Regions from separate parts of the Mus musculus genome. Here region 1 is linked to region 2. The links are chromatin loops, found by intact Hi-C in ENCODE. Cell type or tissue: heart. All regions are shown on one strand. Each heading gives the region's core, and the rest is flanking DNA. Links, peaks and the distances in the headings are about the cores only.

Region 1 (7,679 bases), core at 2,609-5,108, 310 kb before region 2:
TGGTTTGCTGAGATGTGAGCAAGAAGTCGCTGGATACTCCTGACATCCCTGGGCCACCCATCACATCTCCCTCAGCACGACATATCACACTTCACTCTATAAGCCCAAACACTCTCCTCCATTATTTTATTTTATTTTTAACATAATATTTTTATCAATTCTTTGGGAATTTCACATTATACACCAGATCACACTCATTTCCCAATCTTTCCATGCCCACCTTACCCTTGTGAACCCCCCAAAATAAAAATTCTGAAGGTAATAATAAAGAAGAGAAAAGTTCAGTTTGTGTTTTCTATATATTTGCCGGAGCATTGTCAAACTCTCAGTGGCCTGCGCCTTAAATAGAACAGAGTCCTGCCCCTCCTACACCCTCATCAGAAGCTGTCAATTGTGGAGAGCTAACTTCAGCATCCTTATCGTACTTTTTAAGAGTTCTCTTTGACGGCTTCCTGTTTAGGCTGTTACTTTTTGGAGGGGTAGGGGTAGGGGCCACAGACGCTTTCTATGTCCCTCTTTCTCAACTGTGTCTGCAGTCATCCATATCCCTAGCTCCCTCGCACTTTACAGTCAATGGGAGCACAGATCATGGGTTTCCACACAGTTTCCGACAACAGCACAGACCACAAACACGGCCCCCAGCTGCAGCACAACCACGGACCCAGAGAAGGCCCTTTAAGGCAGCCCAAACCATGAACATCATAGCTTTAGGTAGCACCATAAGCTACTCACATCAGTATGACATACAGTAATCGCCTGCATCCCCTCCCCCCAACTCGGGACATTAACATGACTTCAGGCTGCAGCACTGCTCACAGTCATTGCATGCAGGACCTTTGGTGGTAACACAAGCCACAGACATCAACACAGATCCTGGTTGCAGTAGTTCCACTGGTGCAGATGAGGCCCTCTTGGCAGCATGGGCCTAAATATTTTTCCTTTAAGTCAAATCTTGTCAGGTGTTGGATCATAATGAAAGAAACGACCATTACATTGATAAAGAATAGAAGTGTTCTTTCTAGACAAACAACTATTCCCACATTTCAACCCCTGTGCTATGTCTGGCCTCACGTTATTAGAGTTTTGACTGGGACTCCTCCGTCTGTTTCCTACTCTCAGACAATAACCATATTTCTATGTTGTTCAGTTATAAAATGTGGTTATACAAACACAATCATGATGGGCAGCCTTTCTAGAAGAGATACGCTTTGTTCTGCTTCTAGAGCATTCTTATCTCTTTCTAGACATTGTCAAGGCTTTGGGATGAATTGCGCAGGGTTCTGGAGTCTTGTGCCCTTAGCTTTGCAGTGGTACCCTCCAAGGCCTTGACCTCTTTACACTATATGCCAGTCAGGAAACCCTGGCACTCATCTGAGCAGCCAGAGCGTTCTTATAAAATGGCTGGATGGCCTGGAGTTGTTTCGAAGCTGTTGGAGTGTGGAGCTGTTGGGACATGATTACATGGATAGGAACACAGGAGACATTAACATGAGCTCAGGTTTAGACACGCCTCCCATCTTTAAGATAGCTCTTTATGTGTGTGCAAATATGCTAAAATTTTAAATCTAGAACCCCTTTGAACCTAAGCATTTTTAATAAAAAAATCTTCAACCACTAATATCATAAGCACACATGATGACTCTCAGACAGGGGAGCTCTTTGGTGAGTGATCACCTGTGCGCCGTGTGGAGGAATTGGGAGGAAGATTTGAAATGACTCAGCCCCAGGCTTCATTCCATAGACTAATGAGATCTGGTAGGTTCACATACTCTTCTACAGGAACACATGCAGGCCTCAGCAAACACTTCTTGTAATTGAAAGTATGATGACTTCTTTATGTAGATATTCTAGTACGCATTATAATATATATGCAAAACAGGCACCTCTGTCATACGTCATACACACGTATTTGGGCACGGCCTAGAGAGGTGGGAGTTTATTGTGCTAGAAAGCAGAGACTGCAAGAAGGAATAGTAATTCAAAACCAGTGCAGGACAGTCTATAATGAACACCAGGAAGGCCTCGTTAAGAAGGCATCTATTGTTAGATTGATACAGCTTCCGCAGGGACACAGGAAAAGCTCGTGACCTGAGACACTTCAGGCTGGACTAGGCACTGCCGGAAAGCATAGGAGAAAAACAAAGTGCTCACTTGCCGTAATGCCAGAGACAGCCGTAGGCTCCTGTCTGAATCAGGGAAGAGAGCAGACCTTGGGGCAGAACAGATAGTCCTTTATGTATCTAGGGACAATGAGAAGCAATGGAGGTTGTCGCCCTAAACCACACAGCAGGGCAAGAATAAGAATGCAGTGATTACACAAACTTTATATGCCCCAGTACAAGGGAACGCCAGGGCCAAAAAAATGGGAATGGGTGGGTAGGGAAGTGGGGGGGAGGGTATGGGGGACTTTTGGGATAGCATTGGAAATGTAATTGAGGAAAATACGTAATAAAAAATATTTAAAAAAAAAGAATGCAGTGATTAGGTTGCATATCAGACAAAGGTGGTGGCCTTGGTGTCTGGATTTCTTGGCATGTAACAAGGTAACATGCACAGGCTTTCTGATCCATCAAAAGGCAACATGTAAGATCCTATGGGTGCCCGAGAAAAGTGATGGGAGATGGTGGACCCCTGTGCTGCAAAATGTACCCAGGATGCTCAGCTATAGCTGGGCCCTCTGTGAAGGTGAGCCGGTGAGAAGCATGGGCTATAGAAAAGTTACCTACAACGCTCACTCATCAAGTGGGTCTGAGAGGTGCTCCTGTCCATACCAGAAACATACAAAATTCAACATCCCGGATGGCCTCTGTCCAAGCCAAGCACCCCTCATGCAAACACATACGGTGAGAAGTACTTTAGATTTGGGGTTTGATCAGATTTTTGGAATATTTTAAAAGTCTTCATAGGTTGGACATTTCTAATAGGAAAATCCAAAATGTAAAATATTTCCAAATCTGGGAATCTGAAATGCTTCAAAGTTAAACTCAGATATTAGAGTACTTGGGATTGAGGATTTTGTTTTGTTTTGTTTGTTTTTTATTTTTGTTTTTTGGACTAAGGATTCTCAAACTACAGATGGCAACAATGGACAAAATAAATCAGGGTAGAAGCTAACATGTAGGTTGTGGGGTTAATATGCAAGTGTTAAGCGGCACAGCCACAGCAACTGTCTGGCTCATGAGAGGAATGACTGTGGAAAGAGTGTCTGACTTTAGCTATCAGCAGATAGGAAACGAGTTAGCTGAACATGAATTAGAAGTGTATCACAAGTGGGACTTCCTGCACAGAACTGCTGTGTCCCTGTCTGCATGCCCCTCTGGCAAAGGTTCTAGCTCACCCCTGAACTACACTGCTCAGACCCTACCTACAGTTCCTGTGTACTGGACGCCACAGTGGAGAGGGGTTTGACAATCAGTTTGCCAGGAAACATGAGATTCAGGAAGGTTCAGGGAGGTTAGGAAGAAGGGAATTGGGTTAGATAGCAATTCTGTTCAAATACCTCAGGATTACCGTGGTAGGTCCAAAGTGAGGTGAAAAAACAGAGGTAGGAGAAAAGGAGTGAGACTTACGGAAACCATTTCTGACAGCCAGCATCTCAGCAGAATGGGCTGCTGATAAACAACATGTCTGTGCAAGCGCGAGCGGAGTCTGAACATCTGCCTCCCATGGGCACCTAAGGTGGTTCCGGTGTGGGTGTGTAGTCAGATTGATGTGTCTTGCCCCGGGTTGAGACCAGGCCATTGCACGGTCAGCCCTGCCAGTGCCAGCAGAGGGCGCTATCCAGAAGGGCGCAGGCTGGGGTTCTCCTAAATTGGTAGGGGATGAGCTATGGAAGCAATTGACAGGGAACTTGGTTGCCAGATCCTGAGGGAAAATGCAAGGAGTTTACCTAAAATGGGTTCTCTACCTACACAAGTGCAAATCCCCGCAGACAGGGCTTGTGAGCTTGGCAGGCAGCGAGAACACCGAAGGACCTCAGAGACCTCAGAGGGACACTAGCGCACAGCCCTGGTACTTCTCAGGGTCTCATTTCTTTGGAGTTTCCCCTGATTATTTATACCCCATCCCGTGTTTGTTCCCCGCGCCCTTTCACCTCTGACACACGCAGGCTGCCCTGTCCATCCTGTGTGGGGCTTATTTTCATTTATTAACCTCTCAACTGACCAGGAACAACCAACCAAGGAGTTGGAGCTGGAACGGCTTTTCTCTCCCTCTTCCAAGGGAATTAACTGCTCAGAAATGGCTGGCCCAAGGGCTCTATAGCCACAAAGCCACAGGTCATCTTCGGGTTTTCCTGGGGGTAAACCGAAGGAAATTACAGCTGGACGGCTCTGTCTATCTCAGCGTCTCCTGTAGGTTTAGCAAATTTAGCCATCTCAGGTGACTCCACAGAAAGAAGAAAAGGGGGAAACTCCCAAACACCCTCCACCTCAGCCAATCAGCTTTCTCAGTCACAGAGCAGAGCCAATCAGCTTCCTCTGTCACAGAGTCAGCCATGGGTGTCTGGACACGGTTCAGTTGTAGACTGCAGACACTCCCTGCTGTGTCCCTGGGCATCTCCATCATTCTGTTCCTGTCCTGCCATCCTGTGGGCCCTTACATGTGAGCCAGCTGAACACTAAACAGACAGGCCAGTGCCTTCTCCTGGTGCCAGAAAGCTCTTGGGGAGTGGCAATGTGCATTCACCCATAGGCACCTTCGTCCTCTCAGGGTGAGTGGAAGTTTTTTTCCTCTCTCCCTTCCTTCCTCCTCTCCTCCCTCTCATGAAACCACAATGGTCATTCTTCTGCAGGCTGATTCTTGAGCTCTGGGATTTTAGCAGATAAAGTGTCTGTTTAAGATTAAAAGCGGTCACAATTCATAAGGCCTTGCTTATTATAAACTTGCTTTTTTTCTGTCTTCTCTAGGAAGCCAGAAATGCCCAAAGGAGCGACACAAGCCCTTTTTGTACCTGGTGCGAGCAGTGTGATTGTTTATGTCCAGCTGTTCCCTTTCCTACTGGCACAGCTGGGTAAACCAGAAAGCAGGCCAGTGAGGGGACGTGGCAGTCCACAGAAGAGAGCTAAGGTGGCCTGTAAAACCAGTTGCCTGCAGACCAGAAAGGACAGCAATCCAAATAAAAAAAAAATCGTCCACACAACTTCCAGCAGGACAAACAACCTTTGTTTGTAGCACATGATTCTTAGAGGGGAAAACTAACAAACAAAAGGCAAACGCTCACCCAGCTGCAACCCTATAGTTTTAAACAAATTATTGAGTAAATAGTTGAGAGAGCTCTGCCAACCATTCACTGGAAAGTGAGGATGGCTGGCCCCAGATTGTGCTGTCTAGAAGTCAGAGTATTTGTGTTATGAAAAATTATACTAGCTATCTACATACATATAGGTGGTCGCTGGGTTCCCTTTGAGGGTTGAGATACCCTTTGCTCTAGTTCCAACTTCTCGATTAAAAATTATAGCATGGACAGACATGTTATTATTGTTGAGATGAGGGTGTTCAGAGTTCAGACTGGCTCTGTGAGACTAGAGGGGAAAATTGCTTAGAGATGCAAAAGATGCTCTCTTAGTGACAGGGATTGGAGATCAGTCTGGGAGATGGGGGGTGTAAAAATCTAGGGCTAGAGATGTAGTTTAGGGCAAAACCCAGTTCAGGTCCCAGTGTATCAAAACAAAACAGAGAACACAGAGAAGGAGAGTGTGCAAACAAGTTGCCAGTGGTAATGGTGCCTAAAATGATGTCTCAGGGCCCCTATACTCATGTCGTTGCTGACTGAATCCAGTCCAGATGGTTGCCCTTGTGCAGGGACCAGGGCCATCGGAGTTGCCCCCTGAGATTTCACTGTCCACTCACACGCTGCTCCTGGTTCAGGGGTGGACACAGCCAGCTGGAGATGCGGGGCTAAAAGCAGAAGTACAGACAGAAGGTTCTGTCAACACCTGGTCATGATGGCTAGCAGGCCACGCAGGCAAGCTGGCGGCGTCTAGCAATCAGTATTCTTTCTAACATGATTTTGCTGAGGCGGGCGATGAACAGGGGTGTTTGACAAGAGAAATGTTTCCAGAAGGTGTTTGAACCATGTCTTGTCTTTTCTGTATTCTGAGGCTTAGGCATCTGGAACCTTCCTGACCCTGATGGCTCCTCCCATGGGCGAGTTAATGCCTGCCAAATCGCCTGTCAAGTGCAAACTAGCCAATCGGGACAGGCTGGGGTTGTCAAACAACCCAAATGAAATCTGCTTGCCTCCCTTCTGCCTTGTAAGCAACCAGTGCTCTCCATGTGGTCCCCAGGGCACAGTGGCACCCTCCTTTAGTGAATAACAAACAGACTTTTCAATGGTAGATTGTGTCCCTGAGGGTTGGGAGCAGGGGTGTCAGTTATAACTTTTTCAGGGATGTCTCTTCGGAATATTCATTGTGAGAAGCCAGCAAGTATTTATAGAGTAGAAAGCTAGCAAATTGGCTCTAGATCACTTTTTAAAATAATATTATTCACAATATTAGAACAAATCAAATAGAAAGGACTTAGAATATAAATCTACTGATTTTTATTAGGAATCTCAGTCTCAATATTTCCTACCTGATGGTGGTTCAACTTAGAGTTTTCAACGTGTTTATGATCGTACATACACTTGGTGGCAACTGGAGTATGCAATGAGTTCTGACCTTTTTCTGTGTTAGTCATATATGGTAAGTTGTCCTTTGGGCACTGAGCTCTGCTGCCACCAGCCCTTTGAACTCCAGCTCTCTGGGTGTGCAGTGTTGCTCAGCTGGAGTGTGTGGCATGGAAGGTGGATTCAGTGTTCTTCCCTCGTAGGGCATCTTTGTCTTCCAGAGGGTTAGAGTGGCACCATCCCATCCTGCAGGCTGTCAATCATGCAGAGAATTTTCACTCCTTCTGCTGGTGATGGTTCTGAAGGATCCCCCTCCCCAGTTACTAAGCAATGCCTTATCTCCTTTGATACATTTCTTCACATTCTGTCAATCATGTACACGATGAGAGCCAAAGCTCCCCAGCTTCCATGCTTTGAAGTGTTTGAGAATTAGGTTATCTCTAGCACTTTTGTTAGTGATCTCATTAACCATGGCCAGCATGCTCGCCCGAGGTTTTGTTACACTTTTTGATTGTTGAGATGACATGGGACAATTGAGCCTTTTATTCATCCCACTATCTGCTATGTCTTCCTCTCCCATGATTCACCACTCACAACCATACCTCCTCCTTTTAATAGTACCGAGGTAACTCAGTCTATAATTTCCTGTTTCAAGTTTAGTATCGGTGAGTGTAGAGCAGACCAGGGCATCCCAACAGAAGAACTGAGGCCAGCAACCTCAAAGGACTCTCTGCTTTCCCATGGCCTCCTGATTCCGTGAGGTGTGGCTGTCATAGACAACTTCCTTCATGGGTTTCCAAGAAGATGACATGGAATCTGATAAGATTATAACGGTGAAACTGCATCTGTCCTCAGAGAAGCAGAGGCTGGTCTCGAGTCACCTTCCTGCCCACAACCCCTCCTTTGCCGAGCACCGTCTCTAGTGGATGGAGTGATGGCCTCTGGGGCTGTCACTGAGAAGTAATGCATACTTGCTGGGGCTTCCTTTCATGTCAGCTCCCATCTTGCGGATCTCAAGAAGCCGCTTCAGCTCCTTACACACTCTCCCATGTTTTTGGTGTGTATCCAG
Region 2 (7,679 bases), core at 2,891-5,390:
TCCTGGATGTTCACAGCCCTGCTCACCTCTTTTTGTTTCCCTGAACCTAAAGTCTCTCTGGATCAGTACAGACCTCTCAGCAGCAGCACCTTTCTAGCCCTTTGGATAACTGTGCATAGGCCCTTAGGGAGATGGCACTCCTCATGCAGACAAGCTGTAGGATCAAAGATGAGTGCTGACCGATGCATGAAGAAAATGTAGAATGGGATGTCTGTCATTCACCCAAAAAGAAAAAATGAAATCTTATCATTGGGGCAACATGGATAAAACTGGAGGACACTGTGTCAAGTCAAAAAAAAGTCAGGGACAGAGGATAGATACATAAGATTCTCATATGTCATGCCTAATGTTGGTTGGTTGGTTGGTTGGTTGGTTGGTTGGTTGGTTTTCTCAACCTAACACAAACTAGAGTCATCTGGGAAGAGGGAATTTTAGTTAAGGGATTACCTCCATCAAATTACATACAGATAAATCTCTGGAGCATTTTCTTGATTAAAGATTAATGTGGGAAGGCTTGGGCCACTGTAGGTGGTGCCATCCCTGGGCAAGTGGTTTTCAGTTTTATAAGAACATAGATGGAGAGCAAGCCAGTGAGCAGCATCCCTCCATGGCCTCTGCCTCAGCTCCTGCCTTGAGTTCCCTTCATGGTAAACTATCAGCTGTAAAGTGAATAAACCATTTCCTCCACGAGTTGTTTTTGGTCCTGTTGCTTAGCATGACAACACAAGGTTAACTGGGTCATACGTGGAAGCTGAAAAGTCAATTTCATAGAAACAGGAAGCAGAGGAGTGGTAAGCAGAGGTTGGAACAGGGCGGAGACTGGGTAAACCAAACTACAATTAGATCAGAGGAGCATTCTCTGATGCTACAGAGAGCAGCAGGGGACTGTGACTTACACCTCACTACAGAAGGTAGGAAGAACTAACGGAGGATTTTAAAAGTTTCCCAGTATGAATAAAGGGTAAATGTTTAAGACAGAAACATTGCTGGCCATGGCAGTGCATGCCCATAACTCCAGCACTTGGGGAGACTGAGGCAGGAGAATTACGTTGAGTTCCAGGCCAGCCTAGGCTACGTAATTTAAGAATCAAAGAAACATGGAAAAAGAAATGCTACCATCCCTTTTGATCTTTCTTGGCACCAGATATGAAAGTTTCACATGGCACCCTGTAAGTGCTCACAGCTATGTGCTGATAAAATGAAAAATTGAGGAATTCTGAAGGAGCCGTTGCTCCCAGGGTTCTCTACCAGCCTTACTCAGTAGGTCGTGCCAAACTGTACAATTAGCAACATGACGCTGGGAAACCCTGTGCGGGAGCTGCCTGAATGTGATGACTAATCTTAGTTATCAATGTAACTTGATCTAGAATCAACTAAAGCCCAGGCTGCTGGGCACTCCTGTGAGGGATTTTCTTGATCAGATTATTTGAAGCAGGAAGACCCACCCTCCACGTGAGCAGCACCTTCTGGTGGTGACCCACATAAAAGGACGTGGGAGAAGGAAACTTTCACTGCGTGCCGGCTGCCCTCGCTCTCACTGGCAGGTTCTTCCCCGATGTTAAAACCCACTTCTTCAGGCACCCAAAGTAGACTGAAGACCAGCAGTTCTCCAAGAATCCTCCTGGCCTTTAGCACCAAATTGGAACTTCCAAAGTATCCAGCATTGAGGATTGTCAGTGTGAGACAGCCACTGTTGGACGACAAGAGCCACGCTATGTAAGCCAATCCTTAATATATATTGCCTCTAACAGTTCTGTTTCTTTAGAGAACCCTGACTAATTTATGGCAGAACAGATAGACTTCCAGCAGGCTTAGTCGTTGCTGCCCAAGTCTGTCTTCATCTTGCTCTGTCTCCCTTTTGAGGCTCCCTTCCCATGTCATGCAGGGCTCCCTGGCCTCAGAGAGGATGCAGCAGGGGAAGGGGAAGGGTGCTGTTCTGTAGCTGGACCAGTGCGTGAACCCAAGGGCAAGGTTGATGGATGCTTCAAGATGTACAGGAAGATCAACAGGAAGATCACCCCAGGCAGGTCAAACACATTAGCTGATCTGTCTAGCTATGAGATACTTGACAAATGGAAAACACCTGACCTCTCCAGGCAGTTTGGAGCTACGTCTACCGATCAAACCGGGCAGGGTCCAGAGTGGTCAGCCTGTGGATCAGAACGGATCCATGCCACAGGATGACAGAGTATGTCTGATCAAAACTGTCTTGTCTCTAACTCCACGTTTCCTGGGGTCTGTCACCTGCCTGACTTCAAATACCTGCTCATCACTTCAGTCTTCATGTACACCCACAAATAGTATCATTGAGCTAACAATAAATGTCTGATCTTACAGATCCCCAGCCATCACCTCCAGCATTTGAATGGGTAAACTGCGTGTAACTCCTGTCAGCTTGTCTCCTCTGAACTGGTATCACCAACTTTCTCTGCAGCCCTAATCTGTAGGCTCGGGGCAGCCCAAGGTCTCTTCACTGGCTCACACTTAGATACCCAAGCTGCAAGAGTAGAATCATCTGTGCCTGTGAGCATCCAGGACTAATGGTCTCAAGGCTGTCCTGGTGTTGATGAGCTCTGCAGAGTTTCTCCATGTTCTGATGAGCACCCAGTCATACTCTGCCCCTTCTGCACGCCCGTGTAGAAGCACTGTCTCCTCTGCTATCTTTACAGGCCTTTCCCGAAGGAGAGATACTGTCCTATTCTTCCACCAAGTGCTTTACAGCTTAGATGAAGCGAGTATTGCCTTCATATTCTACCTGCTTCACTAGAAATGTCTGCCATTGCCCAACCACCAGAGGAGACTTCCCCCCAGGACACTGACACTGGAGTGGATCCAGCCTGCTCCCGACACAGCCATTTCCACTTCTTTCCCTCCTGTTTCCAAAGCATGAAGCTCTGTCTCGAGGCACTGAGTAAGCAATGATTACGGATGCTTCGAAATCTTTTTTTTCACATTTTTTTTTGAGTAAATGTAAGAAGCACTGATGTCTTTGAGCCTGAGAAATTTAGTTTTGAGTCTTGGCTCCAAGGTTTAATAATTCTATGACATGTGGGCAAATTGCTTAACGTCATCGAGCCTTACTTTTTCATCATAGAAATGTGCTAAGCTGTGGGGAGCAGATGACATGGTGAGGGAATGTGGTACTGGCATGTCACATGAAGATCCCAAGGCCTCAGACCCACCGACATGGCAACACCTGCCCCTGGTCCAAGTACAGATATTACCAATGAAAACATGTGTGTGCGCACACTATCGATTGTAGCTTCCTCTCCTAGGAAGACTACAGCAAAAGACTTCTCCCCTGCAGAGACCTCCTATCTATATTAGCTCACCCACCTCCTACATGTTCAGATCTATACAGCAAAGCCGCCTCCTTGCCCAGTGGTGTATAATAAATATGCAGAGCCTCCAAGCTACTGGTGCATCTCCATCAGAACACACAGCCCACAGGTCCCAGCTTCTCAGTTCATGTGTCTGTGTGCCTGCCCTTTCTTCATCACCCTAATCAGGTTTCCAGGGCCCAGGTTTGTGACAATAAATCCTATTGATAAGGTTGTCAGACTGACCAGAAATATCAATAAAGGTGGAGTGAGTAGGATATTTTCCACAAAACTAACATTGTTAAAGACAAAGTATACTATAGGCTCGTGGGAAGGAAGCTGAGATAAAATAACCCTTCAGACTGGAGCCTTATTAGGAAAGTTAGCTGTCATGAATATTGTGGTAGGGTCCTTAAGGGGGAAAGCTTTAATGCACTTCAGTTCCCAAGGATCAGGAGAGTTACAACATTGATAGAGCAATAAGGTCTCTGAGGGAGAAATAGACCCTTCAGTTCCAAAGAAGAAAGGAGGGAGTCTATCTTTATGGGAGGTAAGTTCCATACTCTATGACTTAGCCTATGTACTAGAAGGCTCTGATAAAGACTAGCTATAATTCAAGGGAGTTTTGTGTCTTAGCAGTAGAGAGGGGATCAGGTTCTGCCTGAAGCCTCAAAGAGGAGGGAGAGAACTCAGCCCTGTGGTTGCTGAAAGGACACAGCATTTTGGTATTAACTCTGTCCAGGACAGAGAATGCAAGGGTGTGGCCTGATGACCTGATTTCTGGGTGAGATTATCGGGAGGATCTATTTTAGTGTGCGTTAGAGACAACTGCTTTTTAGTGAACAGTTCTTTGCCCATGACATACTATAGTTACTCCCTCCCAATTCTGTCCTATCTTAATAAGTGTTAGCAGCTCCACTTCATGCTGTCCATAGCCTGAATCCCAGGAATGAGTGCTTTTTGGTGGCCTGTATAGGCTGTTTAACAATGTTTTACCAAGTCCAGTTATCCAAACTCCCATGTTATGTCCTTGTCTTACTGTGATTGGGCCTTCCTACATCTCTTGTGTGTGTCCATGCAGCCCCACCCAGTGTTCTGAACATCTGGACTAGGTAGTATGTCTTAGTCCATCTTCTGTTGTCAGAGCAAGGTATCTATAAACAGAGAAGTCTACTTAATTCACGATTTATGGAGGCTAGAGAGTCCAAATAGCATGGCCTCCAGCCCTCTCTGCCCACAACGTGGCAAAGAAAAAGAAATGAAGCTGGTCACAGCAGGATTTCTGGTGCAGCACGGTCTTGCTTTGTACTTCACCATCACAGGAACTGCCCGAGATCGCTAAGGACTCCCGGCTCTCAGGCTTTGGGACTCAGGCTGAATTCTTCTACTGTTCTCCAGTTCTGCAGACAATAAGCCATGGGCATCTCAGTTTTCATAGCCACTGAATCCTATGCTTATGGAGAGACGTCATGTCTGTGAAGGTGAGTGCAGAGCTCTGTGTGTGTGTGTGTGTGTGTGTGTCTGTCTGTCTGTCTGTCTGTCTGTTTGTCTGTCTGTCTCTCTGTCTGTCTATGTCTGCATGCCTGCATGCCTCTGTGTCTGTGTTTCCTATGGTGGTTCTGTTCCTCTGGAGAACTCGGACAGTGCTAAGATGTATCACCCATTCCTGACAACCACTCCTAGTGCCTGCAGCACCCCTACCTGATACCCCTTTTCTCCAAGTCCCGTCGTCATCCTGGGTGAGTTCTCAGTCCTTTAAACAGCTTGTTTCCAGGGACCGTCACCTCCTTGCCATGTGTGCCCATGAACTCTCCAGAACGCTGTCATCAGTGATGCCTGCTGTGTTCCTGAAGCCAGGCTCTCAACACCCACTCTCTCCTCCCTTCTCTTCTCTGCTCCTTTCCTTCAGTCACTCCCACTCCATCCATGTTTTAACACCATCAAATTTGTTGCCTCAAGAACCGCCCGCTTTCTTGTTATCCAACAGCTCCTTGTATCTTTGCTTGTTTGAGTTTCTAATCCACTGAAGATTGCACAGGACAGCATAGTTGATGGTCTCCATAGCTTCCTCGTTCCTCCATCTCCCTCTTTGACAAAAATCCCCTCAGAAACAATACATCTGCCAACTGTCTTGTGCTTATATCCCAGATGTTAATCACTGTTCAAGAAAAACAATCCCACAGGGTTGAACAATTTGGTACCATTATAATAACTGGCAACATTTATTGAGGGTTTAATCTTGCCAGGCAGTACTCAAAGCATATTACATAGATTATCTCATCCTGCCTTCTACATCAAGCTGGCCAGATGCCCAGGATTCCTGTCCTCAAATCTCTGAAGCTCATTTGCATCAGACAGCCTTCTCCTGCACAGAGAAGTTAGAGGCCATCTATTAAGGACACAGTGCACATCTTCCTCCATACTGTACCAATGTTCAACAGAAGTGGACTCCTTTGCCCACAGCCTCTCCCTCTCCCTTACTCTCCCCCACCCCACAGTTTCCCAGTCTTCTGTCTACTTCTCTAGCCCACGCTCAGCTTTCTCTCACATTCTTCTCAGGTTTTCATTTACATTTTGATGATTCCTAAAATGGTTTCTTCTCTCCCAATCACTATTTGTGTGTGTGTGTGTGTGTGTGTGTGTGTGTGTGTGTGTGTGTGTGTGTGTATGTGTGTGTTCATGTCCAGCTGTAGAGACTTCATTACATCTCCTATGAAAACTGTTCTCCAATCATTCTGTCAAACTGGAAACAAATCAAAGAAAAGTGATTCTCCAATTACATGCTCAACCCACATCTCTCAGTCCACAAATACACATATTTCTTCTTGGATCTAGCCATCCAGTATGGGAAGGCATAACAGAACTTCCCACACATGCGGCCACTTCTCTATATCTGTGACCATCTACAAAGATTGCCCAGTCAGGAATACAAAGCTGTGTTCCTATTTTCCCTCTCCCACAAACCTCCCAACCCTCTTCCCATCCAATTTCTACTTCACCTGTCTCTTTGGAAGACAATAGCCTCTGTTTACACTCGTACCACTCCATACCACTCCGTAGCCTAGAACTCCCACTGCAGGACAGCAAGACTCTCTAGTCTCTTCACTCCATTATGCTTATATTCAGCTTAATTTCCCTCAGGATCGTGCCCCACGATCTTTCCTCAAACCATCAGTACATCTGGTATGCTCTTCGGGATTGACTTCTACGCTGAATTCCCTCGTCAGCGCTATATTTTGTTCCTATCTTTCTCTCCTCGGAAGCATACATAACCTACTGAGAAATTGTTCTCAATAAAGTTTTGTTGAAAAGATAAATTGTCAATAAGTAAGTTAAAGAATCCATCCAACACTTAACAAGTGAATCAATATTTAGTTTAAACTGCTTGAGAATGAATAAAGTTCCTTATTTTGTTTGCTTCCCATGGCACCAAGATTAGTCTTTGTATTGACTAGACTTTCACTATTGTAGAGTGTGCATGTGTGTGTGTGTGTGTGTGTGTGTGTGTGTGTGTGTGTGTGTGCCTGAGATGATTAGGTTTGAAAAAAAAGAAAGTTATGCTTTAGCTCACAGTTTTGAAAGTTTTAGTCCATTGTCTGTTGACCCCATTGCTTTCCAGGCTGTGGTCAAGCAGAATACCAGAGATTGGGTGGCAGTCAGGTATGGAGACGAGCTGCTTACTTCACAGGGAAGGAGAAATAGGGGAGAGAAAGAGTATGGTTTGCACTCAAAGAAAAGGTATTCTCCAAATGCATGTTCAACCCAGATCTCTCACTTCACATATACTCAATATTTCTCCTTGGATTTAGCCATCCAGTGTGGGAAGGCATAACAGAACTTCCCACATAACGGCCACTTCTCCATCTCTGTCACCATCTACACCACAATCTCTTCAAAGACACACCCCTAAGAACATAGAACTTCCACTTTAGAAGTTCCATCTTCCAAAGGCTCAACAATCGTTACAGTAAATTACCAACCCAAATAAGCCCAGGCAATGAAAACACAACTCAATTAATATGAATCCATGCTGTGCGCCTAGATGGGGCAGATCTACCGCTACACTACCATCTTCCCCATTTAAGAGACCCCTTATACCTTGTGGTTTCTCTAGGCCAGGTGCTTCTGCTCCACTTTCCTTCTTCCTCCTCCTCCCTCTCTCTTTCTCTCCCAAAACCTTCAGCTCCACCTTCCCCTCTTTCTCCACCCAATCATGGGCTCTAGGCTTTATTTATAAATTAAGGTGGGAAGAAGGCTTACAGGAAATCATCTGAGTGCTGACTCATTCCTTGTTTGCAGCCCCTCACAGGAGAACAGAATAAACATCAAATATAAGTAACCCCAGGTCTATCTGCAACA

The links. Peaks named below come from ENCODE experiments on the same cell type or tissue, not always from the same donor. Only the 100,000 strongest peaks of a DNase experiment are listed, where the experiment ranks them.
Region 1: it touches region 2 in a loop (2.3-fold over the local background); 2 of 42 quality-filtered maps call a loop at or near these places.

Annotation. Positions count from the first base shown.
Region 1 is chr6:117,245,670-117,253,348 of GRCm38, forward strand. No RefSeq gene overlaps it. Among named protein-coding and RNA genes, the nearest start is that of Cxcl12, 81 kb to the left of the region's middle. In heart, for the core only: a CTCF peak has its summit at 3,759 (motif pointing right); a DNase peak (open chromatin) is centred at 3,772; H3K27ac peaks cover 955 bases.
Region 2 is chr6:117,558,187-117,565,865 of GRCm38, forward strand. Gm9946 (predicted gene 9946) reads left to right here and starts at 1,511. Exons shown (of 3, transcript NR_168036.1): 1 at 1,511-1,716; 2 at 4,643-4,801. In heart, for the core only: no CTCF peak of the experiment used is centred there; no DNase peak of the experiment used is centred there; H3K27me3 peaks cover 858 bases.